3 separate regions of the Mus musculus genome follow, and regions 1 and 2 are each linked to region 3. A link is a loop called in an ENCODE intact Hi-C map of the cell type or tissue named here. Cell type or tissue: left cerebral cortex. All regions are shown on one strand.

The links. A loop is a pair of places that touch in the nucleus more often than their neighbours do. Peaks named below come from ENCODE experiments on the same cell type or tissue, not always from the same donor. Only the 100,000 strongest peaks of a DNase experiment are listed, where the experiment ranks them.
Region 1: it touches region 3 in a loop (3-fold over the local background); 3 of 42 quality-filtered maps call a loop at or near these places.
Region 2: it touches region 3 in a loop (2.4-fold over the local background); 3 of 42 quality-filtered maps call a loop at or near these places.

The regions. Positions count from the first base shown.
Region 1 is chr2:174,856,946-174,861,945 of GRCm38, forward strand. It overlaps Gm14616 (predicted gene 14616), which reads left to right. Exons shown (of 4, transcript NR_166457.1): 2 at 3,900-3,950. Among named protein-coding and RNA genes, the nearest start is that of Gm14616, 3.5 kb to the left of the region's middle. RefSeq lists an enhancer at 1-3,635. In left cerebral cortex, CTCF peaks have their summits at 1,658 and 2,884 (motif pointing left); DNase peaks (open chromatin) are centred at 1,239, 1,687, 2,606 and 2,837; H3K27ac peaks cover 1,135 bases.
Region 2 is chr2:173,734,654-173,739,653 of GRCm38, forward strand. Vapb (vesicle-associated membrane protein, associated protein B and C) reads left to right here and starts at 2,918. Exons shown (of 6, transcript NM_019806.5): 1 at 2,918-3,097. The coding sequence starts at 3,040. In left cerebral cortex, a CTCF peak has its summit at 2,780 (motif pointing left); a DNase peak (open chromatin) is centred at 2,825; H3K4me3 peaks cover 1,474 bases; H3K27ac peaks cover 619 bases.
Region 3 is chr2:173,584,031-173,589,030 of GRCm38, forward strand. It overlaps the pseudogene Ppp4r1l-ps. Among named protein-coding and RNA genes, the nearest start is that of Ankrd60, 8.3 kb to the left of the region's middle. In left cerebral cortex, a CTCF peak has its summit at 2,832 (motif pointing right); DNase peaks (open chromatin) are centred at 1,620 and 2,837; H3K4me3 peaks cover 917 bases.

The sequences.
Region 1 (5,000 bases), 1.3 Mb after region 3:
AGTAGCATCAAACTCACAACAGTCTGCTGATTTCTGCCCCTCGGGTACTGGGACTGACCCTAACCCTCACCCTAGGCTAGCTCATCAGTGAGCCTAGGCTAGCTCATCAGTGAGCCCCAGCAATCCTCCTGTCTCCACCACCCAGCACTGGAATTACAAGAATTTATCACTGTGTCTGGCTATTCCACCATCACTGGGAATCCAGTTTAATTCCCCTGCTCTTTGGAGTGCACACTACCAGCTGAGCTACCCCCCCCCTCCCACATACCCTAAGGGCATCTCATTAAAGCTAGCTCCTCAGAAACACTTCCCAGTACTCGGACCCTTCACAGTACTCCAGGAGTCACTTTCCGGTAAGTCAGGCAGGCTACGGTGACAGAGACATTTTTAATTGTCACCCTTAGCAGAGAGAGGTTAAGGGTCTTTGAGGCAACAGTGAACATCATCAGCCCATTTTACAGACTGGGGAGAGGTATGGTGACGTGCTCAGAAACACATCTGAAGAGAAACAGGCCCGGTTGAACTCTGACACAGAGGGCTGCTGGGTCCTGTCTGGAGTGTGCTCATCTTAGCAACCATGGGCTATCTACAGGACCAGAGGCAGCCCTGGAGTGGCCGACTCAGACCCTCAGAGGAAGAAAGTCTTTCCGTGCAGCTAACCAGTTCAGGCTGGATTTTCTTGGTTCTCTGAAGCAAATGGTTTGAGCAAACATTTAAAATCCACGGCCAGGGGACAACACCCCCCCCCCTTTGGCATTGATGTCAAGGGAATTTGTGGCAAACTCATGAAAGGCTTTTAGCCTGACAAACGTCACCTTTGTGGGGCACAAAAGATCAACATCTGAATTTCCATATATATATATATTTATTTAACATTTAATAACCCAACATCGTCAGCTCCTAGACGTTCTGATGGAGCCAGTTTCTTCTTTGTTCCTCTCCCGATGAGACTTGGCAGACTGACTCCAGATGCTGCCTCATCTGTTGCTGCCATGTCAAGGGTCACCTTCAAGATGCACAGGAGAAACCCCAGAACTCAGGAGGGCACCTCCGCAGTACCTCAGCCTGTTGCTCAAATGCAGAGTCAAAGACTACCAAGGTCACACTGGGCTTCTGTCAGGAGAGAGCCTCTCTGATGTGAACATTGTCTGTTGACTATCCTGCAGGAAGCCTTCCCAACAGCTGGCCTGTTGTACTGGTTTATTATCAGCCTGGAAGGAGAACAAAATGGCCTCGGTGGCTAGATGCTGTGGTGTGACACCTGCCCCCCAACCCCAACTTGGAGTTCTTCATCCATGAATCCCATGTAAGGGGGCTACAGCACTTCATTTGTAAAGCAGGGCTCATGGCTGGAGAGGCAGATAAAAAAAATCTGGGTTTTTTGTTTTTCTGGGGGCTTTTTCTGTCTCGGAAGGGTAAACAGAGCGCCCCCCTCTTCCCCCCATGTCTAAGCAGAGAGAGAACTGTGATCTCCACTCAGGCAAGGTAATAGGCCTCATCCGGTCTTTTATTTTTTTTCATCACTGTGAAAAACAAGCCCAGAACATTGAAAAAAAAAAAAAGGGCAGTTTGTTGCGCAGTAAAAAATAAAGAATCTAGCCTTTTCCATTAAAGTGTCTGCAGCAGGCAGCTTGTGAAAGCGCTCTAGTGCCATCTAGAGATGCTGCGCTGAAAGGATTCGAATGTTCCAGAACCTTCCAGTCCCGGTTTCCAAGGCAATCGCTCCCAGCCTGCAGTTTTCTCATCTCCTGGTTTCCAGCGCTTGGCATCTGCTCCCCTCTGAATTCCCGAGAGACCCAGCTGACCCCCATCGAGTGGGAAAGCTTTGCAGGGCCAGGAGCTGGCGCCTGAGCTGAGCTATAGTTTTTCCTCCCACCGCCCTGGGGCCTCCCTTGGGGGTGGGGGCCCCCTGCACCCCTGGCCTGGCTTCTTTGAGCTCTCCAAATGTCACTTAGCAACAATTAGGTAATTAGGGAGGTAGGTTTCCTGAAAATTAGTCCAGGATTTGAGGGTAAGGGGGCCAGGGGGAGATGCATTGTTTACCAAAGCTGTCTCTCCTCACCTCTGTTTTCCTTCCAGCTAATCAACCACCCTGAACCCTTTCTGCAGCCTCTGCCTGGGAACTTTCAAAGGCTCACAAGAGCTCTCACCCCCAGACCTGCCTTGCTGAGCCTTACTCAAAGGGCTCGGGTTTCAGCAGCCCCTATGTGCGTTCTGCCTCTGACACATGTTTCCATTTAATATGGGAGGAAGGGACCCTGGCTGGAGGGGCGAGGGGGAGGCGGGGTGGGGGGAGACTTCACCCTCCATCACCCGCAGCCCTGAGGCAGCCAGGGAGCCCACTCCTGAAACCAGTCCTCCCTTAAGAAAAGCACCCACTCTCACCTCCTATAGGGAGACAGTGTTTCTGGGTGCTTCTCTGGGCATGTGTTCCACAGTTAAGTAACACAGAAAGAACTGTTTATTAATTCAGAGTTATTAATGTTTTGTTCTGGACTACAGCATTTACATGGCAGTAGGTACCTCTGGGAAACATGGAGCAGAAGCTAAAGATACTTCTGAGGGTCGCCACAAGCCTGACTTCTGCTCACTATGGGTCCAAGATGCCCTGAACACCCCGCTGTATTCACAGAGCCCCACTAAAAACCCTTGAACAGCCAGTGGTGTTGGGCATGGACCAAAAAAACCAGACCCAGAGACTGGGAGTGTATACCAACGAATTCTCGCAAATAGACACAGGTATTGGTCTCTTCGTGGCACAGTTTGGAGAACTAGAGATGGAAGGGCTTGAACCATCACAAATTTGTTATTTTACTGCCAACGCCATCCCCTTTGCAGAGGTCGCAGTTCCTAGGAGCCAACTGTCTACAAGAGAGCGCCCCCTGGAGGCCTCAGGAAAAAATGTTTGCCTTTGCTTTTTTTTTTTCCCCAGCCTTTCCTAGCTTGCACCCTAGGCCCAGGGCACCACCCTCCATTTTCAAAGGCACTGGTGGGTGCAGCCTGTATAAATCAGAGTCCTGCAATTGCTGCCGCTCTAATAATAAGTCTTAGACCTTGTCACACCTGTCAAGGCCTTGTCATAGAGTTCACAGCTTTAAGATTTGGGCTTGGACTCCACCCACCCCGAGTCCATCCTGACTTTTCCAACGCATGATTAATTCCTTATTCTCAGAGTTTATGATTTGTAGAATAAAGCCTTTTTAAATAAAGGCTACACATAAATGTTAGTATTGTTTTGAAAAGTCCTATCAATGGATCACCAGAAAGGAAGGATGGGGACGGGCAGGGGGATAGGAATGGGGGGGGGCGGTATGTGCACAACAGAGCCTTTGGAGATCAGAAGTCAATATCTCAGGTGTCTTTCTTCATTGTTCACCTTATTTTTTAGACATTCTCTCACTGATCCTGGAGCTCAGCTTGGCTGGCTGGCCATCAAGCCCCAGGGGCGCTCCTATGCCCACCTCCTCACTGGGATCCCAGGTGCACATCACTGTAGCTACCTTTTCTTATGTGAGTGCAGGATCTTCATGCTCATGTGGCAGAAACTTTATTGACTGAGCCATGACCTATCTCCCCAGACCTAAAGCAAGTGCTTAAGTTGAGTATTCAAACCCACCTTAGAACAGGACGTGGCTATTGTACAGGTACAGAGGAGCCTCATGACCACCTTAGAAGGGGAGATGAGGATAATAAAGGGTGAAGGCTCCAGTTGTGGAGACTCTAGTGTTGAGGCAGGAAGGGTGGAAATCATGCTAACCTTTAGAGGTGTTTATCGTGACTTTTGAAGTCCCCAGCAGTAGTACACAAGTGGCCCTTCTGGATAGGGTTGTTGTGGCCACCCTATAGGCTCAGACGCTGAATGGCAATGACTGGAGATTCTGTCTTCTCTTTTCATCCAGGTACTGGGGGTGGGGACGGGGCTCAAGCTGACACCCTGAGATGACTACCAGGTGAGTACACAGAATGCCTTCACAAGCCTGTGGCCTATGTGTTTGAACTCTTGGTTTCCAGCTGGTGGTGCTCTTTGGAGAGGCTGTGGAACCTTTCCAGTCAGGAAGCATGGCTGACTGGAAGAGGCATGTCGTAGGGCTGGGGATACAGCCTTACTTCTGTCCCAGGCTCTCTGTTACCTGTTCGGTGTTCTGTAAGAAGCTGCCAAGCTGCCACTGTCTGTCACCAGGACTGACTATGCCATGCTGAGTGCCAGAGTGTAGCACAGGAAGTCGTCGGGGCCTTCTCTGAGAGCCACTGGGGTGAGTGAGCCTGGTTATGCACTCCAGGAAAGGGCAGGCCCCAGCAGTCAGTGAGCGAGGGCACTGGGTCACATTGTGAAGAGCCCTGTATGCCTGGGAAGAAGCCTACATAGTTAGTCTTGCTGAGCTGTGACCTGGGTTTATCACTAGATCAAATGAAACAGTGAACTAAGGAAGTTCACTCACAGATGAAGCCTCAAACCAGGAAAGAGTATGACCAAGGAGGGAGGGCATGGGTCAAGGAGAACTCGGGGCCTGGGTAGCGAGGAAGGTTTCATTGGATGACATAATTGACTGTGGAAAGGCAGACAAGAGCCTCCGGGAAGGGAGCAGAGATACAGAGGCGAGCTGCTGGCCTCTTAGCCTCTTCTCCGAGACTTGATTGGATTTCTGTTGCTGTAGTACTTTGACTACTGGAGTTTCAACTTGCATGCTAGGCCAAAGCTCTAACACTGAGCCGCATCCCAGTCTTACTACTGTTTATGTACTCATTAAATTGCCCAAGCTGGCTATGAATTTGCTCTGTGGCCCAAATAACTTGCAATCCTTCTGCCTCAGTCTTCCAACTCACTGGGGTCACAGGCCAGTGCCACACCACCAGGCCTGGCATGACTTGGGTTTTTCTAAGAGCAGTTTTACAGTAGAGAAATGTTGGGTGGTGTGTAGTGTCTTTCCACACGCACCCTCTTCATTTTCCTTGGGCTGACATTCTGCATTTGCAAAGTCTTTGTTGTGGATGATGGCCGA
Region 2 (5,000 bases), 150 kb after region 3:
ATGCCCTAAGGGGCCATCTGAGGTGCACTGTTCCAATTAAGGGATGTGAGAGGGGTGCCCCTATGGTAGGACTCACTGTTGCTAGGTTTTTTTTTTTTTTTTTTAATCCTTGTCTGAGGTGCGTTCAGGGAAACACACATTAGCTCTCTGGCTAGCTTGGCTCATCCTGTGAAACAGAGTCCTTGCATAGAAGCTGTTTCTCCCAAAAATGATTGACTAGGCAGACATGCAGTAATGAGGAGAGGTGGGAAGGTTGTAGATCCAGAGCCAATCACCGAAGGCCATCTTATGCCTCCCGATAGCCATCTATTGTTCTCTTCTGCACCTGACCTAACATCTCTGTGACCACTGGTTAAGCCTTATGAACATATGAACAGACCCCTGGCTTCTACCAATCAAAGGGCTGAGAATGCCGTCAGACAGTATCTATGGCCAGTATAGAATTACCCAGTTTGCTGCAACCCACCTGCCTGATGTCCTCACATATGTATTTGAAAAGTATTATTTTTAAAAATCCATAGGGTTGCTACTTCATTGGAATATGGAATTTGGGAAGAGCTCCATCTACATTGCCCTGCCATGGTCACTTCCGTTAGGTTCAGAATAATTACCTCCTTTAGTCCTCTCTGGAAGGGGCCATTGCCTTCACTGACCATCAGTTGTTTGGAGGTACTTTGACTTTTAGTCAGCAAATTATGTCCCAGGGTGGGTGGGAGGGTTCCTTTCCTTCACACATTCCCTTAGCTGCCCCTCCACCCCACCCCATCCCTGTCCGATCTCAGTGCTAAGTGACCCGTCTTCTGTCAGGTGCCTAGAGCACTCAAATCCGGAGACAGAAAACAGAATGATGAACGCCAAGGATGGGCTCTGGAGAGAAATGCAAATTATCATTTAAGAGATGTGGAGTTTGGGCTTTGCAAGGTGAACCTTTGGGATGGGTGAGTGAGTTGGTTGCAGGCAACAGGAAAATGGTGTTACTGGGCCACAGTCTTGAAAATGGCCATTGTTAGGTGTAATTTACAACAACAACAACAGAGTGACTTGAGGCCACCCTGGTCTCTATATCGTGAGTTCCAGCTAGCCAGTGCTACATAGTGAGCCCCTACTTCAAAGACAAAATAGAATTAGAGACTAAGTTGACAGCTCAGCTGGTAGTGCTTGGTTATCATGCAGCCTTGGACCAACTTCAGCCCTGCATGCACTGGGTATGAAAGCTAACACCTGAAATTCCTCATTGGAGAGGTGGAGGCAGGAGAATGAAGGCTATCCTCGGCTACAGAGTGACCTCAAGGTCAGATTGGAATATAAGAGATCCTGTCTCAAAAACAAAGCAAACAAGCAACAACGGAAAGAATAAAAGTAAGAAAAATATTGACTGAAAAGCTTTGAGCTTGATGAAAGATTCTCAATCAGCAAATTTAGAAAGCCCAAAGAGTTCAAAGTACAACAAACGCAGAGACAGTGTGGCAAAACACAGAGCAGAGTGGGCGCACGCCTTTAATCCCAGCACTCGGGAGGCAGAGGCAGGCAGATTTCTGAGTTCGAAGCCAGCCTGGTCTACAGAGTGAGTTCCAGGACAGTCAGGGCTACACAGAGAAACCCTGTCTCAAAAAACCAAAAAACCAAAACCAAAAACAAAACAAAACAAAACAAAACTAGACTGAGGGAAACCTGAGTTTCCTTTAAAAGCACAAGGCGTATAATGGAGCAGTGGGTGACTATGATGAACTGAAGCCCTAAAATCTCAAGAAAGCAGAACAAAATGTCATAAAAGCTAGACTTTCATAGATTCAGTACACATGAAGCAGTAGTAGCAGAACACAAGGAAAGAACAGATGGAGAGGAAAACAATCCTGAAGAGCAAGAAATGAGAGGCCAAAAGAAACAGTACATCTAATGGGAAAACCAACGTAAAGCAGCAGAAATAAACCCAGGTACACCAACAAATACAATAAGTATAAATGGATTAGATGCACAAGCTAAAAGACAAAGACTACCCCTTGGAAACTTTTATTATGAAAATAACTTCAGGTGTATAGAACATGGGAAGTACATGAACAACATGGATATTCCTGCCATATAGAGTCATGTGTACTCTTCACACGAATGTTTGATGAGGAGGCTATGAAGGTCTATTTTACATAGTATACGTTACACAATGAAATACTAGTCACGTGCCAATGGGAACATACAGGGCTTATTTTGGGTATCAGACAGAGCTAGGCTCTCAGTTACTTTTAGTCATGTGATTTATGTGTGTAACTAATTTATTCTCTCAGTGAGGTCCTAGCACGGTGTGAAGCAGGTCGTTTTCTGGTTATTGTATTTCTAAATATTTCTTGCATAAACAAGTAATGCTATCAGCAAATGGTTCAGTGCAGCGCTTTGCGGTTTGGTAAACACTGAATGCAGAATAGCTTTTATTTATGACAGTTACTGAAAGCATTCAGCGGAGTGGCACGAAATAAGCAAACAATAATTGCCAGTTTATTATATTTATAATTGTTATTTATGAACTGTCACAAGGCCTGGCACATATCACTAACCCGTAAACATTGTGTTTGTAAGAATAATAAGTACTTTATTATATTCAGGCTCAGTAGAGCCTGGCACCACACGTGCGGGAAGAAAGTGGAAGTTTATTCTTGTTAATTATTATTATTAAGTAAAGCACTTAACAACAGTTCTCCCCGCAGGCGCTTACTGAACAGTCTCACTGGAGACCGCCCCTCCTCCCAAGCCTCGAGAGGCCACGCCCCCTGTCTCGGAAGCTCCGCCCTCTACCGCCCGGTCTGTGCCTGCGCAGTGGCCCTGAACACCCTGCGCATGCGCAGTCTCCCTTTTGTCGCTGGAGCCGCTGGCCACTGCCGGAGCCCGGCATCTGCTACGTACGTGCGTACGTGCGTGCGTCGGGGCGTGCGTGGGTACGTCGTGCGTGCCGTGAGCTCGCCCGGCACCGCGGCCTCGCCCTCCGCCCCTGCGCCCCGCCACCCAGGCCGCCGCCCCCCGCCCGCGCCGTCGCCCCCGACGGGGAGGACCATGGCGAAGGTGGAACAGGTCCTGAGCCTCGAGCCACAACACGAGCTCAAGTTCCGAGGTAAGCGGCCGGCCGGCCCGGGAGCTGTCACTCAGCGGCCGGTGCCGGAAGGGACGCGCCCTGAGGGCAGGACACTGTCCGCTTGAGGCCCGCATGCACCAGGCGTCTAATGCATGCATGTGGAGTCAGTGCATGGAAACGGTTTGCCTGAGTACCCTTCCATCAGCTCCCCCGAGGCAGCGAGCTGCCGGGGTTACAGCCCACGAAGCCCGTGCACACTTTCTGTGTAGTACACTTTCTGTATACATCTGTGTGTAAAGGTGCATGCCCAGGTGATTAAAAAGGTGCACGTAGACAAATATATATGCATGGTATACGCATGTTATAGATAGTGTGTATACATACATGTGCGTACATATATGTACATACACACACACAAGTGTGTGTGTATGTACACATGAATGTTTCCATTCACTAATTTTAAGGGCCACGAGGCAACAGGGTCCATGCCCAGCCTGTTCCTTGCTTCGTTGCATGTTTGAGTCATGAGATTGGGCACAGGAGGCCTATAAAGTTCAACAACCAGTAAGCAAGATGGCAGAATACAGTGGTAAGCACTAGGAGGAAGAGGAAGAAACTGGACTCTATGAAGGTGTACTTGAGGTTGGCTGATATGATCCTCTGTGTATTGCCCACGTGTAGCCCACAGCTGGCACACACGATTTTGGGTGGCCGAGAGTCACCCGTTTCTCCACCGCTGGGAAGTAACGTAGGATCACAGCTCTTATCTAGTTGTCGCATTTGAGTTCTGATTTCAGACGTTCAGATACTTAGCCACTGTACCCACAGACTCTTGGGAAATGCTTCAGATCTGTGGCTGTTCACCTTGCCTTCCAGGTTCAGAGTGTGCAGTGTGACTCTTACAAGGAAGCAGAGGCCGTCCAGTCAACCTGAAAACAAAAACCTTAGGCAGCCTAACACAGGGCTGTGGAGATGGTTCACCGGATAAAGAGCTTGCTGTCAAGGCTGAGGACTTTAGTTCAATCCCTGAGTCCCACATGGTCAAAGGAGAGAACCGACTTGTGCACATTGTCCGCTGACCCCAACAGGTGCAGCCTGGCACACTTGTGAACAAACACACAGACACATACACAAAAAAATTTCAATAGAAGCATCGACTTAAATGTGGACCCTCGTCACCAGAGGTTCCCCCACTTATCGGGATCCCACTTGTTAGCGACAAGGAAGTGGTGTCCGTTTGGTAGTGACTATTTGGAATTTCGAATGCTGAGTCTTTTTCAGGTTACAGTGGTGCGTGATCCCGTGCCTGACTGCACAGCAGTGAATCGCCGCCTGGTTATAACTGTAGCTCTGTGTATTTTGTGTGTTTGCACCCTGTCACGAGTGCAAGGCGTCCATCTCTGTGGTGGGGTGCTCATGTGCATAAACTCTTTGGCTGGTGTCTTTATTTATTTTGCGTTTATGTGTTGCGAATGGCAGTATGTGTGCCACAGTGAGTGTGTGGTACCCAGAAGACAACTTGTAGGAATCATTTCTGTCCTTCCACCCTTGGGGGTGGAACTCAGATCTCCCGTCTTGCGCAACAGTGCTTTTGTTTCCTGATCTGTCACACGCTGGTGTTCTCTTTTAGAGATATGTGGGTTCTCGTGTGCTGAGGTCAGTTCAGGCTGACCTCAGTCTTGAGACAACCCTCCTGATTTTGCTTCCCCAGGGCTGGTGTTACTGTCTCAGCACATATTTGAATATTGTATTGTTATCAAATGGGCACTGTGCACCTGTAGGATGACGTGAGTCTGGGGCATGTCAGCTGCGATGTTCAGAAAGGTCAAGTAGAGCCGGGCGGTGGTGGTGCATGCCTTTAATCCCAGCACATGGTAGGCAGAGGCAGGTGGATTTCAGAGTTCGAGGCCAGCCTGGTCTACAGAGTTGAGTTCCAGGATAG
Region 3 (5,000 bases):
TGCACAAGCATTTCCAAGGTGCTAGTTAGTCAGAAGGGGCTATAGAGAACACAAGGTGACATAAGCTTGAAACCTGGGGCATGAGAATGGGTTTCTCCACTCTGACCTCTCACTCAGGTATACCCTGGATGAAGTGTAACAGGAGAGGGCTGGGTCCGATGGGAGAGCTGGCTGGCTCTGCGCTGATTTCATCTTCAGGATACACAGCACACAGTAAGTACCAACCATGTCTGGGGTGTGAACAAGTGCCCAGGGTGACTGGGAACAAGATCCTATACCCTTCAAAGAGCTGCTCAGTCTCCTACACGGTGAGCAGGCACGGTAAACTTTCCCCAGCTTCTGCCAGTGAAACGAATCCACAGGCAGATTCTCCCGGGGCTGTGCTAACCCGGCAGATGCAAGCAAAAACCTGCCTTCCAGCCCACTCAGGGCAGTGCCAGAATCCAGAGATGCGCTCCTGGATGGAAATGAGCCCCAGAGCACAGGCACCGCGGCAGCAGAACTTCTGCAGCATCACCACCACCTGCGAGTAATGTGAGAGCCGTGGCCGCGGCCGGCTGTGAGGCCCTGCCGGCTAGATGCCGGCTGCAGTGCCAGCTGAGGTAATTACAAGCAGCACTCGCTCTCTACAGCACAAGGGCATCCTCATGTCCACCCTCACAATCAATTGACAAGCAAGAGAAAGCATCTCCTTCAGTTCTCACTAGCTCACGTAGAGAAGATTTTAAATAGGTCTTAATAATATATACATGCACATAACACTCTCCAAGGGAAATGGAAAAATCAGGGTAGTAACATTAGACAAATACATCCAGCATGAGGGGCCCAGTTTTAAAACCATCACCCTTCAAAATGAGTACACTGTTACCTTTGAGGGCATGGCATTTTTATAAAATTTCATTATCATCAAGAAATCTTAAAAATCACTATTTTCAAGTAAGACTGTGTTTTTCTCTAGGGCTGGGAGACGTCCATAAAGACCAGGATTGCCTCTTCTGCCCGAGGCTTTGCTCATCATGAACTGTTCTACAAAGCTGTGGAGAATTCAACAACAAACATACACATGCACAAACAAACAAAAAACCTACATTATTATTTAAAGAGTTTCATATACAAAATTATTTCTGCACAGTTCCCATTATGGAAGCATAAAATTAATAGGCTATCCTGAAAATTTATGAAACAATATAGCTTCTAACTGCAAAAATTAAAAGCTGGGCTTATAGAGAAAATGACAAATAGAACCCAGAAAAAAAAATAATGGAGTTAAGACGGAAACAGAAAGAGAGCTATTTACAAGAATGTGCTACGGGCAAGGCCAGCGGCTCCTTACTAGATTGAATGAAATGCAGCGCACTCGAAAAACTTTGTGCACAACTTCAGGGCAACGTGTTTCAGGCAACCGCTAACGTCGCTGAAGTCTACAGATCCAAGATCAGGAGCAGCTGTGTTGCCTATAAGAACAAGCAGGGGGACCCCTACCACATTTAATGGATTCTTGCTCCTTTCCAAGTGGGCCGCGCGCGGGCGCAGCGGTAGCGGGAGCAGCGGGCGTGCCGAAGCCGCCGTGTACTGTGCACCCAAGCGCTTTGTAAAATAGGGGTTCGTGCGTTCAGGGTTTGAGGCTCCCAGGTCCGGTTATGGTTTAAACACACACAAAGTCTGCCCTACACCAGACCACTTAAAAGCAGCTACGGGCTGCAGCAGTTGCCCGGTCGCCTTGGCGAGCCGGAGCGAGGAGCCGAGCGGCGGATGGCGGCGCCCGCGCTCTTTTTCTCGCCGTTTCTCCCTTGTTCTTTCTCCTCCGTTTTTTTTTTTTTTTCTTCTCACTCCTTCCTTCATTTTCAACATCGCTCTTGCCCCGTGGTTCTTCTTTCTAGACCGCTTTCCCCTAGCTTTTTCGCCCGCTCTTTCTCAATCTTTATCCTTTTTTCACACCACTTCCTCGCGCGCTTTCCCCACTTAGCCGTCTGACTCGGCCGCCCTTTTCCCCTCGCTCCTTCTCCGCAGGTTTTTCCTCCTCGCTCCTGCTCGCTAGGTTTGTGTTGTTTTGTTTTTTTCCTCTCGATCTTTCTCGGCAGGTTTTTCCTCCTCGCTTCTGCTCGCTGTTTTTTGTTTTTTTTGTTTTTCTCCCTCGATCTTTCTCGGCAGGTCTTTTTCCCTCGCTCCTGCTCGCTAATTTTTCCCGCTTTGATCTTTTCCCGCAGGTCTTTTTCCTTCGCTCCTGCTCGCTAGGTTTTCTTTCCTCGCTCTTTCTCGGCAGGTCTTTTCCTCTCGCTCCTCCTCGTTAGGTTTTTTTTTTCCCCTCGCTCTTTCTCCCTAGGTCTTTCCTCCTCGCCGTTCCTCGCTAGATCTTTTTCCTCGCTCTTTTCCCCCCTCGGTTTTTCGCTACATCTACCCGTCGCTTTTCCTCGCTAGGTCTTTTCCCTCATTCTTTTTTCCCCTCGGGTTTTCGCTAGGTCTTTCCCTCTCGCCCTTTCTCGGCAGGTCTTTTAACCCCCTCTCTTTTTCTCGCTAGGTCTTTTCCCTCGCTCTTTTTTTTCCCTTCGGTTTTTCGCTAGGTGTTTCCCCCTCATTCTTTCTGTCTCGCTTGCTGCGGCCCTGCTCGGCTCGGGTGAGAGAGAGTGGTGTGATTTGCACGCGGGCAGAGGAAATGAAAAAGGGCGGGGAGGAAGCGGGCCGCGGCGAACGGCTTCATATCGCTCCCGCCGTCTGCGGGGGGAAAATGAGGCCAATATCGCGCCGGGCGCAGCCGTTATCGCAACCGGCCACTGCAATAAGCCAAGCGATGGGAGATAGGGCCCGGGACGCCGGGGGCTCGCCCAGCACCCGCCGCCAGGGGGCGCAGGGTCGCCGCGCCGGGCACAGGCTTGTTTTTCTCAGTTCTTTTTGCAGGAGTGTGCTGCGAACATGACATAATGACTAAACTTCAACCTCTCAAATTAAGGATAATGATTAAAGCTCACAGCAAAGAGAAAATCTTCCAGTTTGCCCCCGGCACCGGCCAAATCATATCCTACGTAGCTGCAAAAGCCTGATGGATTTCTTCAGGAAGACAATTATTTGTGAGATGACTAGCTGTAACCTAAGTGGGGAGAAAAAGAAAACAAAAACTAAAGATACAGTAATGTACCTCCACAAAAGCACAAACGAGCACCCCACACACATATATTCCCCCCACATCCCCCCACCTAGAAAAGAAGCACTGAAGCACACTCTCTTTCATTACTGGCAAAGCCTAGAACATTCCTTGGGCTGACAACAGATAGGAAGTGAAGAGTACTTCACACAGATGTGGTGGTGCACGCAAGAAAGCTGCATGGCGGGAAGGGGGGGGGGGAGTACATTTTATTTAATAGCTGTCTCATCCGAGAGAGGTCTTTTCAGACCTCAACACTTCCCAATATTCTTGGATGTCCAAGTGCATGAGTTACACAGAGAAGGCAGCAAGCTGAAAGTTCAAGAAAGCTTTGCAAACCCACTCCAATTCAGATGGAAATACTGAAGAGTGGGTGATTCATCTTTTATTTGGTTCAAATAAACTGCCTTATAGGACAGCAGAGTACTTGGATGCCAGAGCGACTCAGCCTTGTCCTCATGTGAAAACGGATGTCTCCCCAGAGATGGGGGGGGGGGGGGGGCACATATATAACTCAGAGCTTTGGAATTCTGTTTATACCTTAATAAAAACATAATCTCTTTATCCAAAAGAGCACTATACTGCTGTTCTGAAGTCAATTATAAGAAGAGGAAGCTCGCTTCCCGACTTGCTTCTCACGGCCACAGACAGGTTTTTACTCACTCTGCTAGTCCATATGGAAACCCCTAGTTCGGGCTGCTGTCAGTCACCACCAACCTCGGCAGCTGGCAGAGGTGCACTCTCCTCTTGTCCTGATGAAGCAAATGTTGAGAATACATCCCATAAATGACATGTCAGGCTCAAGGTGACCCCAGCACCCCCTTTATTTCTCTGCAAGCTATATGTTTCTCACTAGCCAAAAAGCCTGTCTCCTCGTACCTTGCTACCTACAACCCTAGGTACGTATAACTCCATGTGGTTGTACATTAACATGGTTGCTAGCTGATTCCAAATGCAAGCCTATCTTGAACGCTATCTGTCTTTTCTCTGGTGGGGAAGCACATAACTCCACCCACCCCACATACCCCTCGCTACCCATTGTGCTTCCCCACCCAAGGAGATGTGTCTTTGTGTTCAGTGGATAAGGTCTGCCGCCCCTCTGGCTGAGGCCCCTCATCTGTAATGAAAGGCAGGATCTGAGCGGGGTCAGCGACCACCAAAGTCCCTAGAGGCAACCCTGGGTCACAGCCACTCGACACATTCCTCTGTCTAGGGAACTTCTAAGGCCTTGTTTTTAGACTCATTGTTTCTTTAAGGGGAAGTGGAAATGGCAGGACCAGAAGTGGCTCTAGCATCTTGCAGAAAAGGTCTCCCCATGCACAGAGCTGCCTTTTACCAAGCGGCTACTCAGGTAAGCCAGGCCACTCTGGGAACCTTGGGTTTTGCTATCCAGACCCTTTCCTTTTTGTTTTGTTTTTTGTTTGTTTCTTTGTTTTTTCGAGACAGGTTTTCTCTGTATAGCCCTGGCTGTCCTGGAACTCACTCTGTAGACCAGGCTGGCCTCTAACTCAGAAATCCACCTGCCTCTGCCTCCTGAGTGCTGGGATTAAAGGTGTGAGCCACCACGCCGGCTCCAGACCCCTTCCCTAAGAAGCATAGCCTACAGGCTCTGAGCAGCAGCAGAGGCACGAGTGTGCATTTCTAGGTTCTGGTTGTATCTCCCCTACAGGATGAAAGGAGCAGAGCTGCTGTCCATGGCCCCAGAGCCCATCCAAGCTCCATGCCTCAGCAGCCTGCAGGAAGGCCTGAGTGTCTGCAACCCTCTGCTACCTTTAAAAGTCCCACAGGACCGGGTAGTGGTGGCGCAGTGCGCCTTTAATCCTGGCACTTGGGAGGCAGAGGCAGGCGGATCTCTGAGTTC